Linked DNA regions of Homo sapiens: region 1 is linked to region 2. A link is a contact called in ENCODE Hi-C or POLR2A ChIA-PET data. All regions are on one chromosome and are shown on one strand. The core of a region is the stretch at or near the end of the contact, and the rest is flanking DNA. Distances in the headings are between cores, read along the strand shown. Region 1 overlaps SUPT16H (SPT16 homolog, facilitates chromatin remodeling subunit). Region 2 overlaps RPGRIP1 (RPGR interacting protein 1).

Evidence for each region. A loop is a pair of places that touch in the nucleus more often than their neighbours do. ChIA-PET counts read pairs that join two places held with the same protein, here RNA polymerase II (POLR2A). Pooled maps may share reads with other maps.
Region 1: a loop to region 2 is called in a map of B cell, with 6 times the contacts of the local background. The contact joins two enhancer-like sites. A Hi-C loop is called at or near these places in 2 of 168 maps with a recorded cell type or tissue (B cell and breast epithelium), 3 of 37 single-sample maps with no recorded cell type and 4 of 50 pooled maps. POLR2A ChIA-PET finds 5 or more read pairs at or near these places in 10 of 52 experiments (A549, BJ, CD8-positive, alpha-beta memory T cell and 7 more).

What each region holds. Positions count from the first base shown.
Region 1 is chr14:21,351,270-21,354,884 of GRCh38, reverse strand. SUPT16H (SPT16 homolog, facilitates chromatin remodeling subunit) reads left to right here. Exons shown (of 26, transcript NM_007192.4): 23 at 345-474; 24 at 1,053-1,182; 25 at 1,320-1,397; 26 at 2,067-3,409. The coding sequence ends at 2,212. It overlaps RPGRIP1 (RPGR interacting protein 1), which reads right to left. Exons shown (of 25, transcript NM_020366.4): 25 at 3,584-3,615. Among named protein-coding and RNA genes, the nearest start is that of SUPT16H, 31 kb to the left of the region's middle. RefSeq lists an enhancer at 1,702-2,901. Within about 2 kb of position 2,229, at least 3 of the 41 ENCODE cell types and tissues checked have a DNase peak (open chromatin) inside an H3K27ac peak, as active enhancers do; they include B cell, where a contact is called at or near this core.
Region 2 is chr14:21,307,110-21,310,712 of GRCh38, reverse strand. RPGRIP1 (RPGR interacting protein 1) reads right to left here. Exons shown (of 25, transcript NM_020366.4): 7 at 2,877-2,982; 8 at 106-129. Among named protein-coding and RNA genes, the nearest start is that of RPGRIP1, 29 kb to the right of the region's middle. RefSeq lists enhancers at 1,320-1,479, 1,302-1,829. Within about 2 kb of position 1,857, at least 12 of the 41 ENCODE cell types and tissues checked have a DNase peak (open chromatin) inside an H3K27ac peak, as active enhancers do; they include B cell, where a contact is called at or near this core.

The DNA.
Region 1 (3,615 bases), core at 980-3,479, 44 kb before region 2:
CGCGGTGGCTCACACCTGTAATCCCAGCACTTTGGGAGGCTGAGGCAGGTTATTCACCTGAAGTCAGGAGTTCTAGACCAGCCTGACCAACATGGCAAAACCCTGTCTCTACTAAAAATATAAAAATTAGCCAGGCATGGTGGCATGCGCCTGTAATCCCAGATACTCGGGAGGCTGAGGCAGGAGAATCACTTGAACCTAGGAGGCAGAGGTTGCAGTGAGCGAAGATTGTGCCACTGCACTCCAGCCTGGGCAACAGAGCAAGACTCTGTCTCAAAAAAAGAAGAAAGAATATATGGAAAATACAGAAGATTGATTTGACTTTGTCATGTCATTTCTCTTAGTTCCTGCGACCTGAAATACACAGAAGGAGTACAGTCCCTCAACTGGACTAAAATCATGAAGACCATTGTTGATGACCCTGAGGGCTTCTTCGAACAAGGTGGCTGGTCTTTCCTGGAGCCTGAGGGTGAGGTGCGTGAGTGTGGGGTTTCTTTTCTGGTACACAGTGTTGCCCGCTATCATTTGGTCAGTTAGAATGGAATATGAGTAGTACATAAGGGACTAGGCCATCTGGGAGAAGCTCTAAACACCACTTGATATTATTGTTTCTTCAAATTGATAAATTGATTGGGCAGTGGTAACTAACTCCTGACAAGATTTCTTGGAAATTACAAAAACTTTTCCTCAATGAGTTTCTTAGCATTTAGGGAAAAATCCTTCAGGGCATTTTGCAAAAATTATTTTTTAAAAAATGATCCACTTAACGTTTGTGTGATACGTAAATACAGAAAGTCTTTCTGTTGTTAATTTCCCTGGGTGAGGAAGGCTAACGTGAATTTTTCAGAAATGTAATAATACATAATAATAGTAAAATAATAATTGCACCTGACCACTAATTTTAAACAAGTCATTTTATCTCTTGATCCCTCAGATTATTTTGCTCTTGTTTTCTTCATGTAAATACTGGTATACTATGTGGGCTGAATTAATTCATTAAGTTAATAAGGTAAATGTCAAAAAAAAATCAGTATTATGCTCTAACTCACCAGGGGAGTGATGCTGAAGAAGGGGATTCAGAGTCTGAAATTGAAGATGAGACTTTTAATCCTTCAGAAGATGACTATGAAGAGGAAGAGGAGGACAGTGATGAAGATTATTCATCAGAAGCAGAAGAGTCAGGTTAGTCTTACAGAGCAAAGTTCGTCCTGGCTTCCTAATCTAATGTCATTTCTGAAAACTACTTTTTTTAGACTAAGAACTCTGTCGTTCCATTCTGTTCCCGCATGATGACTAACGCTTAATTAATTTTCTTCCAGACTATTCTAAGGAGTCATTGGGTAGTGAAGAAGAGAGTGGAAAGGATTGGGATGAACTGGAGGAAGAAGCCCGAAAAGGTTTTTAAAAATGTGTTGTTTTTTATTCATTTGTCTACGCACAAATTTCTAACACATTTCAATATTTTGAGGTGTTAGTATTGATGGCGTAATGAAAGTAACAAAAGAACACTATAAAAGTGCTTTGGAGCCACAGATACAACTTCATTGACTGAAGGAGAAAATGAGGTGTGGAATGTGTCCATACTCTCCAGTGGGCAGTGCTCTGCCAAACTGGATGCTGTTTTCATCTGCGCAAGCCCCCATCTTTCCTATAGCCATGATAGCCACATATTCATGTAATACTCAAGAATTAGCCTACTCAGTTTCCAAACCTAAATCCTATAATACTTTAATTTTCTAGGCTTCTTCCAGGTTAGGCATGTCTTTATAATGCTAATCTAGTTACTCTGAAGCCAAACCCCAAACAAACGTTTTAAAGCTTAAAAGGAAATAAATATTAACTGCTGTGTTCCAAGCATTGGGAATAGGTAGTTTTCATAGGTTACCTTATTTAACCCTTAAATAATTCTCCCTTTTGTAAATAAACCAAGGTTCAGAAAGTACTTGCCCAATATTAAAACTTGGGTCTGATTCCAAAGTGTATTCTCTGTACTATCTCATGCTATCCAGTAATATTAGGTACCTAAAGCTTACCTATTGCTAACTAATAATGCCTCTTCTATTTAGCGGACCGAGAAAGTCGTTACGAGGAAGAAGAAGAACAAAGTCGAAGTATGAGCCGGAAGAGGAAGGCATCTGTGCACAGTTCGGGCCGTGGCTCTAACCGTGGTTCCAGACACAGCTCTGCACCCCCCAAGAAAAAGAGGAAGTAACTTCTGAACTTTGGCCCTGAGCTCCATTCTTCCTCCAGCCAACCCCTGAAAATTTTACATGACATAGAAACTGTATTTTTCCTTTCGTTTTCATTTGAAGTTTTGCCATTTGTGTTTATGGGTTTAGGGGGCCATTTGTGTGGACCAATCTACTCGGGGAATTCCAGGCCCACCAGGACACGTGCCAATGGCCCCATTCAGATGGCAAGGGAGGAGGTGTTCTTGAAGACAGGAGGAGGCTCCCGCTGTTAATAAATATTGTTTCATTCTTCTCTCTTCCTGTCACCTTCTGCCAAGACATTGATGGCTTCTGACATCTTATTTGGTGTCTCAAAGCTGTATTTCCAAGACAGTGGTACAAGGTGACCCTTAATTACCCGTATCATGGTTCTTGACCAGCACATTCAATCCTCCAACCTACCCTACTGCCATGACCTTCCGCACATCTCTAAGTTTTATCTTTGCAATACTCAAGGTTCTCGGAAATTTGCTAATGGTTGTGATAAACCATACAGCTTGAGCCAGTGAGGCAGATTGGGCTGGTGCCTTCGTCTGAGTTTTCCTGCTTTCCTGCCTCGTGCAGATTCTGAGGTATATCTGCTGCCTTGGAAGACATAAGAAGCAGTGATACTCCCTGGCTCGGTTATTTTCTCCATACAATGCACACATGGTACAATGATAGAAGGCAAAATTGCCACTGTCTTCTTTTTTTTCTCATATATCTAAGGAAGATATATCAGGTTGTGCCTCATGTACCGCTTCTAGTGAAATGTAGAGGAAGGCTCAAAGGAGTCAACATTTATATCTGGAAGGGACAAGTCATGCCTTGGGCCTAGAATACCCTGATGAGAAAAGAGAAGAGGAAGGGAGGCCATATCTACAACACAGCCTCTCGGCACTGCTGCTCCTTATTTTAACTTTGTCTTGCATTGTCCTGTATTTATCACAGTTTCTGTTGAACAGCTTTTCAAGTATTTGGGGAGTTTATCTTGCCATCCTCCCCTTCTGGTTCTCTGCACCCACCTGTCCCACTGCAGTTCCTTCCGTGCTCTGTGACTTTAAGAGAAGAAGGGGGGAGGGGTCCCGGATTTTATGTTTGTTTGTTTTTTCTCCTTAGCAGTAGGACTTGATATTTTCAATTTTGGAAGAACTAAAAGATGAATAAACTGGGTTTTTTTTGTTGTTTGTTTTTGTAAATTCACCTGTGACCGTTCATTTTCAGTTCTTGAAAGCAAGCCTGCTTCCTGCCTGGTAAAGTGCTAAGGTACTGGAGAAAAATGCCTTTAGCTAGCTAGTTTTACAAATGAAACTTTCATCATTCTAAACTTTCATCATTAGATTGAGAGACACTAGACATCACAGTAAACCAAATTCATGTTATAGCAAGCTAACTTTATAAGAGA
Region 2 (3,603 bases), core at 608-3,107:
AGTTAGCTAAATTCTGGTGTTATGTTACTTGGAGATGAACATAGATTTCTTTGGGTTTGATTATTCTGGTTACTAAGAAACAGAGACTCAATTCTCATTAAGTACCTTCTGGAGCAAGGTTTCGTATGCCTGGAAGAAAGAAATTATTATTATTTTATTGATTTATCAATTTCATGATATATTTATCACTGTAATATAATGCTTAACATTTTTAAAGACATTATAAAAATCCCACAAAACAAATCAATTTGTGTACTTGTTTACTAATTGTTGCTATTTTTCCCCTGCCCTAGCTTGCCAAGTAGTCTGTGACTGCAATCATTCACACCATTTCTCAAAAAAGAATGAAGGGTCATTTATTAACATTTGCATTGTACTTGGTGGATTATCCAAGAAAAATGTTTAATCTTAAATTAGGTACTGTTACTTAGCACACTTCAGAAAGATCTCTTCAGTTTTAGTAAAAAAAAAAGAATGATCATAACAACAGCTATAATTAGTTGAGTAGTTGCTATGTGTTACTATGTGTTTCATTACCTGCCACATCATGATCATTATAATCATTTCACACATATTATCTCATTTAATCCTTGTAGCAAATATGAGAGGTAAGTTTTCGTTTTTGTTTTTGAGACAGTCTCACTCTGTTGCCCAGGCTGGAGTGCTGCGGCACAATCTTGGCTCACTGCAACCTCGGCTTCCCAGGTTCAAGCAATTCTCCTTCCTCAACCTCCCAAGTAGCTGAGATTACAGGTGCCCCCCACCACACCTAATTTTTGTATTTTAGTAGAGACGGGGTTTCACCATGTTGGCCAGGCTGGTCTCAAACTCCTGACCTCAAGCGATCCACCCACCTCAGCCTCCCAAACTTTTTTTTTAAATTTATTTTTTATTTTTTAAAAAAGGTCAAATAATCTTGAGAGAGAAAAAAATTGATCATATCAACTTGCTTAAAACCCTTTCACATAGCTCTCTGCTGTTTGTAGGATAAAGTCTAAATTCCTAGCATGTTCTGTCTTTAATGACAACGAGAAAAAAAATTCTTAGTGTGTCCTTCATGACCAGACCTGATGTTTCTCACCTCTGCTCTCATGGAAAGCCCCCTCTTCTCTTACACACTTATTAACACAAGCTAATCTTTTAGTATTTCAGTATTTAACTCACAAATCTATTCCTTTATTAATCCTTTTCTTTTTTCTTTTTTTGAGACAAAGTCTCACGCTGAGGTGCCGTATCGGGATCTCGGCTCACTGCAACCTCTGCCTCCTGGGCTCAAGCACTCAAGCAATCCTCCTGCCTCAGCCTCCATAGTAGCTAGGACTACAGGCACACATCACGATGCCTGTCTAATTTTTCTATTTTTGATAGAGATGGGGTTTCGCCATGTTGTCTGGGCTGGTCTCGAATTCCTGAGCTCAAGTGATCCTCCCTCCTTGACCTCCCAAAGTGCTGGGATTACAGGCTCCAGCCACCGCACCCAGTCATTAATCCTTTTCTGATCTGGCACTGTTAAAGGAGTTATTAAAAATAATTTTAGGCAGATAGAGAGGAAAAGGGGTCCTTGGAAAGTTTTCTCGTCCTTTAAAGCAGCTCCAGAAACGTTTTTTGTCTAGCAGGAAAGCCCTGGCTCTTACAGCCGGGAAGGCAACCTTTGATATGCAAATACAGGTCTTTAGAAACTGGGTCCACCCAAACATGGCGATTCCCGCCCTTGTCTTCCTGTCCTTTCCCCGACCTGTACCTGGCAACATGGCCACCCCCACATATCCCCACGTGTGTAGAACATCATGGCGCCCTTCATTTGCATATTAAAAGACTAGGGTAGGAGGGCCAGTTTTTTCCACAGGCTACATGAGTGACATGCCTGGTCAAACCAATCCCCTGAGCCCTATGCAAATCAGACACTACCTCCTCCTGCCTACTCATATAAGCAGCCACTTTTCCCGGCACATGAGGTCTCCCCTCTCTGCTTTGGAGTCCTTCTCCCTCTGTCTCAGTACAGGGGAGCTTCTTCCGTCTTTCTTCTCCCTTGTTTCTTGCCTATTAAACTCTCCGCTCCTTAAAGCCGCTCCACCTGTGTCCGTGTCGTTTTATCTAATTCGCGTGAGACAAGAGCCCTGGTGTTCCTCCACTTATCAGCCATATCAGCACCTCACCCACTGGTGGGTCTGACTACTCTCTCTTTTGTGTCCTGCCCATACCCTGCATAGGATAGTTGAATTTGTTTACTTGTTTTCTCACTCCTATAAACTCCTTGAAGGCAGTTTTTTCTTACTTACCCTTGGAATCTTTGTATCCCAGTGCTTTGCAATTCCTGGTACTGGATAAATATTTGTTCAATAAAAGGATGGTGCTGACCTTACTTTGACCCTTGATACTCTATTTCCACCAATCAGATGTTAGTTTCTAATGTGTGCTAATGCTAAATATACTTACCTTGAGGGCTGTTGTCAGGCTTAAAAAAGATCATGACTGTAAATATCTGGGACAGAGTACAGCTCACAGAAAGTGCTAATTAAAAGGCTAGTTTCCTTCCCTTCCCTGTGACTGCTTTTGGCTTCCTAATTTAATCACATTCTGGTTGTGGTCTTCGTAGGGGACCGTAACCCTTACACAAGTTAACTCCACTTTATTTCACCTTAGCAGGCAGAGCTTGAGCCTTCCTCTTAATAGAGAACTAATGGGAAATACTGGGAAAAGCATAGACTCCGAGTTGTGAGGCTTGGATTTGAATATCACTTATAAATTGTGTGATATCACTTATAAATTGTCTTTCTGAATTGTGGCTTCTCATATTTAAAATGGAGAAAATAATATGAATCTCTTAATTGGGGTTTCCCCCCACCAAGAAAGCACAGCTGATGATGGCAACTCACCTCTTGAACTTCTGTTAATTGTGCTTTTGTCATAACCAATGAAGCATTTCTTTCATGTAAGAGCTTCTTAAGTCGAATCAGCTCTACCTTCTCTTTAATGGAAGCTCTGCAGAGAAAGGCGCTAAATTATTCTGTCTGAACATGGATAGAATTAAAGACATTTTCTCCTTGACTATGCCCTAGTAAGAATACCTCCCTCTTGTCTCTTGCCTTCCCGTCTTACCCACACTAGAACACAAGTATGTGGTGTATGTACAGTCTAGTAAATAATCTCCTTTCTCCCATTTCTCATCACGCCAGCCAAGATTTGATAGAGATCACTAACCTTAAGCTTATGTTATGAGAAAAGATAATAACTACTTTTTTAAATGATGGTGTTCATAATTTCCCACAAACCTTGCAATGTCAAGCTAGGTCTCAGCCGTTTCCTTAGAGAAACCAGTGAGGTTTGAACGTGCTAGAAAACTTAAAAAGAAGATTATGAACCAGGCACCGTGGCTCACGCCTATAATCCCAGCACTTTGGGAGGCTGAGGCGGGCAGATGGCCTGAGGTCAGGAGTTGGAGACCAGCCTGGGCAACATGGCAAAACCTTGTCTTTACTAAAAACACAAAAGTCAGATGGGTGTGGTGGCATAAGCCTGTCATCCCAGCTATGGACACTGGGCAAGAGAATCGCTTGAACTGCGGGAGGCGGAGGTTGCAGTGAGCTGAAATCAGCTTAGGCA